Linked DNA regions of Homo sapiens: region 2 is linked to region 1. A link is an interaction called in ENCODE POLR2A ChIA-PET data of the cell type or tissue named here. Cell type or tissue: Caco-2. All regions are shown on one strand. Region 1 has its middle 15 kb from the start of LAMA1. Region 2 overlaps LAMA1 (laminin subunit alpha 1).

Evidence for each region. ChIA-PET counts read pairs that join two places held together with the same protein. Peaks named below come from ENCODE experiments on the same cell type or tissue, not always from the same donor. Only the 100,000 strongest peaks of a DNase experiment are listed, where the experiment ranks them.
Region 2: POLR2A ChIA-PET joins it to region 1 with 11 read pairs; 1 of 35 experiments calls an interaction of 5 or more read pairs at or near these places.

What each region holds. Positions count from the first base shown.
Region 1 is chr18:7,130,076-7,135,075 of GRCh38, forward strand. It overlaps the pseudogene SLC25A51P2. Among named protein-coding and RNA genes, the nearest start is that of LAMA1, 15 kb to the left of the region's middle. In Caco-2, no CTCF peak of the experiment used is centred here; DNase peaks (open chromatin) are centred at 2,476 and 2,795.
Region 2 is chr18:7,059,578-7,064,577 of GRCh38, forward strand. The region is part of intron 3 of LAMA1 (laminin subunit alpha 1); the gene reads right to left. Among named protein-coding and RNA genes, the nearest start is that of LAMA1, 56 kb to the right of the region's middle. In Caco-2, no CTCF peak of the experiment used is centred here; DNase peaks (open chromatin) are centred at 2,394 and 4,924.

The sequences.
Region 1 (5,000 bases):
TGAGCACAGTTTGATTGTTGTCATTTCGATGTTACCAGATAGTCAAATGGCAATGTTAGAAAAACAGCTGGAAATTCAAGACAGATGGAGATTGTGGCTGAGGCCAGAGGACTGAGTCTTCTTTGCATGATCTCAAAGTCACTGATATGCAGGAGCTCACCAAGTTGAGACTGTGCAGAGAAAGGTCATGGAGAACTGAAGTGAAAGCAAGGCAAGACAAGAGGGCTCCTAGAAGATGGTGGAACCTTCCCTGAAAAGGGGATCCATGATTGACCCAGTGAACGTGAGAGCTGGAGTAGGGACATTTGGGGAAGGAGAAAGAACAAAGGAGGAAATAATGGTCATGATGAGGACGCCAGAAAGTTAGAGAAGATAACTGACATGCCCTTTGCTGAGCCATTACTATGCCAGCTGCTTAATCCTCGTATGCAAGACAATTTTTTTTTTTTTTTTTTGAGACGGAGTTTCACTCTTGTTGCCAGGCTGGAATGCAATGGCTCAATCTCAGCTCACTGCAACCTCTGCTTCCTGGGTTCAAGCGATTCTCCTGCCTCAGCCTCCCAAGTAGCTGGGATTACAGGCTCCGCCACCATGCCCAGCTAATTTTTTTGTATTTTTAGTAGAGTTGGGGTTTCGTCATGTTGGCCATGACGAACTCCCGACCTCAGGTGATCCACCCACCACAACCTCCCAAAGTGCTGGGATTACAGGCGTGAGCCACTGTGCCCAGCTTATGCAAGATAAATATGATTCCCGTTTTATGGGTAAAACCACAGAGATTCACAGAGGCTGGCTAACCTGCTTGAGTTTGCAGAGCTAAAAAGTGTGCTTTCATTTTTGCTGTATCATAAACCAACCCCAAACTTAATGGTTTTGAGCAACAATCATTTATTTTCCTCAAGATGATTCTGTGGGTTGCCAGCTAGATGCGCTCAGTTGGATGCTTCTTCTGTTGGCCCTCCTGAGCTCCTTCACGCATCTGCAGTCAACTCCAGGTTAAGGGATGAGTGATTTAGGGGGAGCCACAGCCCAGATGCATGGAGCTAAAACACAGGAGTCCTCCATCGTCAAAGGAAGCTGATAGATCAAGAATTAGAAATTTAAAACAAAATGAGAATTAGAACAAAATATCAAGAATGGAGAGTAAGTCTATTGAGTGTGGTAGAGAGCAGTTGCTGACAGTACATCATAATGACAATAATTATTAGAGCAAGCAGCTCCTGAGCACATGTAATGTGCCAGAGACTGGGCCCAGGCTTTTGTGCATTGTCTCACTGAATCCCCACAGCAGCCCTAGGAGATAAGGTAGGCTGATTAGCATTGTTTTTCAATGAGGAAACAGGCACCTAATGCCTCTAGTAGCTTAATCAAGATGAATCCAGGCAGAGGGGTGTGGAGATTGGAATTTGGAAAAAGGTTTGATTTAGTGACTGCTGATATGAAGAAGAAACGTTCTACAGGTAAGGTGGGCAGGAACTATGATTCTAAGATGCTAAAGGTTGTAAACATGGATGTTGATGTCGCTAAGAATAATGATGGATAATAAGGTGTAAAATAAAAAAAAAATTCAAACTAAGTCCTGAAATATCTAATGAAATACGGGATGTGAAAATGTTATACAATACTGGGAAAACAGAAAAATTAAAGACCAACCCAGGGGAGGACATAACATGGGGATAGGCTAGGTTATACTGCGGTAACAAACAAGTCCCAAACCTCAGAAGCATAAAACAACAGAGATCTCTTTCTCGATTATTGTGGGTTAGCAGTGGGCTCCGTTCACTATTGTAACTCGGGGATCCCAGCTGATGGAAGCTTCGTTTCAACATATGCTTCCCACTGAGGCAAGTAAAGAAGTAAGTCACACACTGGCTCTTAAAGTTTCTGTTTATATTCCGTAGTCCACGGCAAATCACCTGGTCATACCTAACCTCAAGAAACCATGATAGTGGGGCCCTATTATGTGCCTGTAAGTGGGGGAGAACCAGAAATATTAGGAAAATAGTGCTAACGAGGACCACAGAGAAATTCTTGTAGACTATGCTAGGACAGTGCTGGGAGAAACATGAGAGCTAGAACTCAGGTCTAGGAATTCCCGCTGAACATGGAGAAGAAATGGAGAGCCAGAAAGACAGGGATAGGCAAGATCAAGCCACGCCAGCATCCAAAGCACAATCAGGACTGCTTTCCACAGGGTAGCCATTCAGATGGAGTTTGCGGCAAACAGGGAAGCTTATTATTGGAGCAGCTTGGGGTTCTCTTGAGGACCCCAATTCAGGAGACTCTAATCCGTGCTAGGATGGGGAGGTTCTTTTCCTTCTGCTCCAGACGTCCTCCAAGTGTGTCCTGAGACAATGCATTACCAATTCCAGGTGTGGAATGAGAACTTTACTAGGGGCAAGAAGGGGCCTTAAGAAAGAAGTGAGTCTAGAGTCATGTTATCTGGAGGGCCCAGGTCTCTAGAGCTGAGCCTTTGCCGGGGGCTCTGACGGAGACCATTTACAAAAGCAAATATTTCAGTTGTATCTACACTACACTCATCATTATAATTCTGCGGTAGGTTTCGCTTTTATGTTTCCTGACAACTAAGGACTGCAAGGTTTTCATGTTCTAATGAAAGAAAACATGGACATTTATCTGCAGAGACAAACACTGAAGCCTAAATAATTTCAAGAGTGAATGTATTTGTGGATTATCAGCATAACGGACAATACTTTTAGTTACAGGTTTCCAAGACACAGTGCTATTCAAACAGATTCTCATATTAACCTTCTTTATAGCCCAGGGCACAGCTTTACGTCTTTATTAACTCAGGGAGGGCTTTGAAGAAGAAAAGAGACTGAGATAATGAGGTCAGGCTTGTTTGTTTTTTGATTACCTACATTCCTAAGGTATCTAGGACCTAAAGAATCTAAAAGAATGCACCGATTATTTTTCTATCAGATTGAGTTTCTTAAATATCAGATGTTTCAAGTGAGCTGATACCAGATCTTAATCTGTGCCTTAATTCCTTAAGTACCAATAATGCATCACTAGTAGCAGAGCAGAAGTTATGCATAGCTCTGTAACTCACACGTAAAATGCTAGGGAGAAGCCGGGACCACCCTAGACCCATTGTAGTGAGAACCATCAGTGTAAGGCAGACTTCTTAAATTTCAGTACAGACATTAGAGAAGGAAGCAAAACATATGTAGTGGAGAAAAATAAACATTTCAAGAGCTAAGCAGCATATGCCTTTCCTCTCTGATTTAGGCCAACAATGACCTCCCTTCAAAGCCAGAAGGATAAGCTAAGCAGCCAAGGATTGAAAATAAAATAACCCACATGGAGCAAAGGAAAAGAAGAGTTAAAAGAAGGTCACATACCATATGTGTTGGTCACAGTGTCACAAGTTGTTCCAGGGTAGCTTAATCTACTCTTCCTTAGTTGCCTGCTTGTTGAGCTGGAGGTTTTGTTTGATATGTGACTTCTAATTGAATGGCTATTTTTCATTAACATTCTGCACAGTTTTGGTTCAATAGGTAATTACTACTATGAAAGGCTGGATTTTAATTATGAGATGAAGAGTCCATCATTTCAATAAGGGCATTTGTGTTCTCCAAAGTCTGCATATAGATGACCCAGGGCAGAAGACACTGCTGATTGTAACCCTATCTTCCTTCCAGGCTGTTTTGAGGGAAGACCAGCTTTTTTTCACCCCGGGGGAGTGAATCTTGATAAACTGAAGTTGGTCAAGGTAATTCTATTCTGTTTGCCAGTGATTGGCTCAGATACAAGCTCCTTTTCCTAATCAGCATTATTGAGGTATATTTTATGGAAAAGAAACTGCAGCAATTTTAAGTTTACAGTTTGGTAAGTTTGACAAATGTACACAATTGCAGCCACCCCCATATTCATGATAGAAAACATTTTCCTCACCCTCGAAAAGTTGCCTACTGTCTTTTGTAATCAGTTTCCAGCCACCTATTTCTGGAAACCACTGTCTTTCTTTATGTCACTACAGGTTAGCCCTTTTACATTTTTCATATAGATGGAATTATAGGTGCCTGCATGGGCCCTGGCTCACTCACCGTCCTGCAGGATGCCTTGGCAATGGGAAATCCAGTTATCAGAATTGATTCCAGAAGAGAGAAACTAACAGAACAATAACAATGGAAGAAATTGGGAACATTATCAAAAAGCTAACATCCTGCAAAACTCCAGGCTCAGATGGTGTTACAGGTTAAAAAAAAAAAGTCCTTCATGAAAAAGAAAGATCTCTTTATTTTGAAACAGAGTTTCGCTTTTGCCCAGGCTGGAGTGCAATGGCGCAATCTCGGCTCACCTCCCAGGTTCAAGCGATTCTCCTGCCTCAGCCTCTGGAGTAGCTGGGATTACAGGCATGCACCACCATGCCCGGCTAATTTTGTATTTTTAGTAGAGACGGAGTTTCTCCATGTTGATCAGGCTGGTCTCAAACTCCTGACCTTGTGTGATCCGCCTGTCTCAGCCTCCCAAAGTGCTGGGATTACAGGCGTGAGCCACCGCACCTAGCAAAACTTTTTTTTTTTCTGAGATGGCGTCTCACTCTGTCATCCAGGCTGGAGTGCAATGGCGCGATCTCGGCTCACTGCAACCTCCACTTCCCTGGTTCAAGCAATTCCCCTTCCTCAGCTTCCCGAGTAGCTGGGATTACAGGCGCGCACCACCATGCCTGGCTAAATTTTGTATTTTTAATAGAGACAGGGTTTCCCCCTGTTGGCCAGACTGGTCTTGAACTCCTGACCTCAGGCAATCCACCGGCCTCAGCCTCCCAAAGTGCTGTGATTACAGGCGTGAGCCACTGTGCCCAGCCCCAGAAAGATCTTAAGCAACATGATGGATTCAGAAGCTCATGAAAAGAGGCCACCAATGCTAACTTCTTCAAAACAAGATATATCACCTCATATTATAAATGTTGGTGAAATGAAGCATGACTTGTGTGGCTGCTGTGCAGCCTTCAACACGTAGAAATCACATTT
Region 2 (5,000 bases), 70 kb before region 1:
AAATACAGATAACCTAATTTTCCAGCATCAGAGGTCAACTTCCCATGTGCAGACAGAAGTGAAGCCTCTCCTCTCCACAGAAAGTGCAGCTGTTCTCCGCAGGCTCTCAGGAAATCTATGGGGCTCAATACCAGGCATGACTCCGGTCTGAAAATTCTCCATAAAAGAACCTACCTGCCTCCACGGTGGTAACTGAACAGTGAATGAAGGCATGTTTTCTCTCTTGCATGAAGGAAATAAACTTTTCCCAGACAAAAGAGATTTAGATGAACAGTTAAGTGCATTTGATAAATAATATTGCTGAGTTATCCCTGTGAAAGTGGCGATTTTGTGCTCTGTGAGATTTATGTCTCATGAAATTATTAGAGAATGAAATGTAAAATGACCATTTGAATTAACACTTACTACTCATGAATAAAGAAGCAGTGATTTAATAGGAGGCTAATTACCAATGCAGATATGGCTCACTTCCAGTTTTATAGCGTGTCAATCACGAAAGCACTTAGTCAATTATCAGCACGTGAAGTGGCAACAAAAACTAGCAAAAACTGAGATGCTAGGGAGCTGAGAGGGAAGGAAGGATGTCTGCAATACACATTTTAAATACATTTCTCAGAGCAATTACTTGAAATGTCATTTATATTATATTTCAGTTGGCAGTTTTAACTGTTATCTCATTTTAGGAGCAGCATACTCAACAGACAAAAAGAAACAGCTTCATAAACGAGAAGAACATTTCAGAATAAAACGTGATTTGTTTCTCTTTAAATTTGGTGCTACCATTAGATGTGCAAAATAAACATGTCCCAAAATTAAAACAAAACAAAATATGTCCTTGTCCAGTAACTTTTCTCTTTTTTGCTCCTTTTCTTTTTGCTTTTTGTTTTGATTAGGGGAGGAGGGACAGGCTGCCAATAGTGATAAATTTAGATCAAGCAGATTTCTTTCCTTAAAATTCTTAAAATTCATGTCTCAGACAATCTAGGAATGCTCCCTTCAGAACCATGCTGAGATACTTAAAGTGGACATTGAAGAAAAGCCAAAGTAAGAGAGATGATTGCTGACAAATAGAGGGCACAGAGATACGAGCCCATTTAAAACGTAAATAGTAACCCATGATCGGTAATCTGAAGATAGGAAAGAAATACTTCAAACACCTGTCAGAAGCAGTTCTGACTTCCATCAATTAGAAAAGCGATTTCAAAAGGAGCCCACCCCGCAAGCTGACCCACGGTCCAGGTGTCACCATTTCCATTTGAGGGTGACTAATAGTATTGTTGTTTTAAAAAGTGTGCAGGCTGGGGGTGGTGGCTCATGCCTGTAATCCCAGCACTTTGGGAGGCCAAGGTGGGCAGACTGCTTGAGCCCAGAAATTTGAGACCAGCCTGGGCAACACGGCAAAACCTCATCTCTGCAAAAACTACAAAAAAAATCATGCAGGCATGGTGGTGCATGCCTTTGGTCCCAGCCATGGAGAGGCTGAAGTGGGAGGATCACTTGAGCCTGGGAGGTCGAGGCTGCAGTGAGCCGTGATGGTGCCACTGCACTCCAGCCTGGATGACAGAGCAAGACCCTGTCCCTCATCCCCCACAAAAAGTGTTGAACTGCTTTATCTAAGAAACAGAACAGACAAGTAAAAGGTTGTCTTCCCTTCCTAGTCTCGATGTATTTCTCCCTATAATTGTTCCTGTTGCTCAAGTTGACGAGGTGTTCTTGGTGATTTTGCTAAATTTGTGGAAAATTAGCTGGAACAGCCTCAAAACCACAGCCAGGCATGTCACCAAATGCTCTTTGTGAGGATCTTCATTTCTTTTCCCCACCTTGTAAGATCCACATGACAGCCAAGTGCCCCTAGAATGATATAAACCCACTTGTGAAATGCAGTTACAGGCCATTCTCAGACCTAAGAAATCCAAAAAGCACCTTTTCTATTCCCCAACTCCTAACGATTCCCTTGGCCGTTAACTATCAAGTTTTCACCTAGGACCATCTAAGCCTTTGAAATCACACTAGGCTTTCTCCAAAATGCAGTTCCCCATTTGTTCATGTTGGGACAGTGGTGGCAATGAATGGCATCCCTTCCTTCCTCTTCTGATGTGGAAGTAGGCTCACAAATCTGTCATGGAGATTGGAAAAAGCAGTCTGCAATATTCCATAAAAAAGCAAAACTGGAGGATATGATGTAGATGGGCGCGGTGGAGGCCTGCTCGACACACTCCCTCCTGCATCACAGCCTGAGTGGGTGCTTGTGGACCCACCCTGGAAGCTCTGTCCTGTGGGCCAGTACCTGTGCGTCTGAGAACAGCCTGCACGGGAAAAGAAGAGCACACTGTGCCCTGGGGGAGAGAGTCAGCTGTCCCCGAGTTAGGCAATGACTGCTCCTCCCTTGAGGACAGGTGGGGGAGGGGTGAGCAAAGGAACACTCCACATGGACACAGGACACTGGGGACAAGGGACGCCCACTAACAATTTTTCACTGAAGCTTCGTCCAGTCATCATTAACTGAGCATCTGCTTTGTCACAGGGACTAAGCCAGGTGCCACAAATATGGCAGTGGATGGAAGGTCTATGTGACCCAATGCCCTGGTGGGAAAGCCAGAGGCTGACCAAGTCACCAGGGAGAAGGGTGGAGGCTGTGAGAGTGTCTGGGTGTTGGGGGAAGGCCCATTAACTCTGGAGAAGGCAGATAGTCAGGGAAGTCTTCCCTGAAGGTAAGAGAAGGTATCTCTGAAACCAGATGAGAGATGTCCAGGTAACTGGAGCAAAGGTGAGGAAAGACACTGAGGGGAACTCTGAGGGCAGAGCACAGAGGAAGGAGTGCAGAGATGGCAGGAGAGAGCCGGCGGGCGCCTGGCCAGGGCTGTCGGCCATCACGCAGATGTTTGTGCACCGTGGTTAAAACGCTTAGACCATCCCAGGGACTGAAACCAAGGAGCTACAGGGTCACCGGAGCTGAAGGTCACAGGATTGGATGTTGGTGCCTGGAAATCATGAGAGATGGTGGTGCTGACTTTGTAAACACCAAGAGACCAGAGCAGAGATAAAAGCAACGGGTCTTACAGGGTTTTCTAAAAGGCCAAAACATGAGTGAGAAGGAAAACACAAAGAGGCCAAGCAGTGTCTTCCAGCTCGATCAGATCCCTCTCTCCACTGTAGGAAGAGTGCAGAGTTCTCTCCTACATGGCCCCAAAGCCCACACTTCCCCGCTCTTGCCTCAGTCCCAGAGAATATCTGGCTAAAAATTCAACTTCTTTTCACCTCTTCTCCTAGTCCTCACATTGACCTGTTTTTGCTCCAGTTGATGGAGCGATGGTGAAGAGCTTACAGCTTGCATCCCTTCTTCGCATGCCTTATTATGAGAAAACACACGAGCATCACACTCAGTGACAGTAAAAGGGGCCCTTAATCATTAAGCCTCTAAAATCCAACAGGTGATACTGCCCAGAAAAGCTGTGCAAATCTGTACTTAACGAACTCCATTAAACATTAACCTATTAGTTATACATTTACAACACCCAGAAACAATAATTATGTGTTTTCTTTCCTTTGGGCCCTAAATCTAGCTGAATCGTTGATAGTTTTAGCACTAGAGAGATGAGAAAGTATTGTTTCTTGTGAGTGTGTAAAATTTCACTTTTTATATGGATCCTTGGTCTATATTCTACTTGAAGATTCTCCTTTTTCTTTAGACACATCTAACTTCACTGAGTATCTAACTGACAAATCATAATATTTAAAGCTTATTTTTTAAAAGAGAATATCCAAATATGTAGGATACATAATATATAGGAAGGCTTTTGTTTATTTTTTTAAAAGATGCAGTGGGAATGTAAAATGGTGCAGGTACTATGGAAAACAGTATGGTGGTCCCTCAAAAAATTAAACATAGAATTACAACATGATGCAGAAATTCCTCTTCCAGGTATATATCCAGAAGAAGAGAAAGCAGGGACTCGAATACACATGTACACCAATGTTCACAGCAGCATTATTCACAATAGCTAAAAGGTGGAAACAGCCCAGGTACCCGTTGATGGATGAATGGCTAAACAAAATATGGTCTATGCATACAATGGAATATTATTCAGTCTTTAAAAGGAAGGAAATTGTAATACATGCTACAACATAGATAAGCCTTGAGGACATTATGTACGCTAAGTGAAATAAGCCAGACAAAAGGACAAATAGAATATGATTCCACTTATGTAAGCTTGATTACCCAGAGTAATCAAATTCATAGACAAAAGCTGAATGGAGGCTACCCAGGGCTGGGGGAAGAGAGGAACGTGGAGTTGGTGTTTAAGGGGTACAGAGTTTCTGTTTGGGAAGATGAAAAAGTTCTGGGGATGGATGGTGGTGACGGTTGCACAATATACTTAATGCCACTGTACTGTACACTTAAAAATGGTTAAAATGGCTCCCACTGCAGCCTCAAGTGCCCCTGTCCCACCTGGCTCCCCCTGCTGATGTCTAGTGTTTTTTTCTCTCCTGTCTTTGTATTGAAGGCAGGAAACAAGGGTGTCAAGCCCCCATTCCCTCCCTACTCTGACAGCAGGATTGGATGTTGTGTATTGTGGATTTTTTTTTGTTTATTTTGTTCTGAAATTAAAGTATGCAAAATAGAGAATATGCCATTTTTAATACAAAAAAAGGTTACAATGGTAAATTTTATGATATGCATATTTTATAATAACACCCCCTCCAAAAAAAAAGAGATGAAAAGTGAATGGTATGAAGATTCAACCTTGTGAAAGACTGAGCTGTCTAAGTTGAAAATGAGTAGGAATGTAGTATTTCTAGGCAGGGGCCAACTCCATAGAAACCAATTAAGTCAGTGGAGGTCAAGCAAACAGCTCCGAGGGGATGTTTGAAATCTTATCTTTCTCATGACCTGATTTCGGTCACATTCTTACTGAGCTCTGGCAAGGCATGATGATACTTCACAAAATACAAAACCAGAGCCCCAAACTCAGGACTTTACAGTGAAAGACCCATTGTTC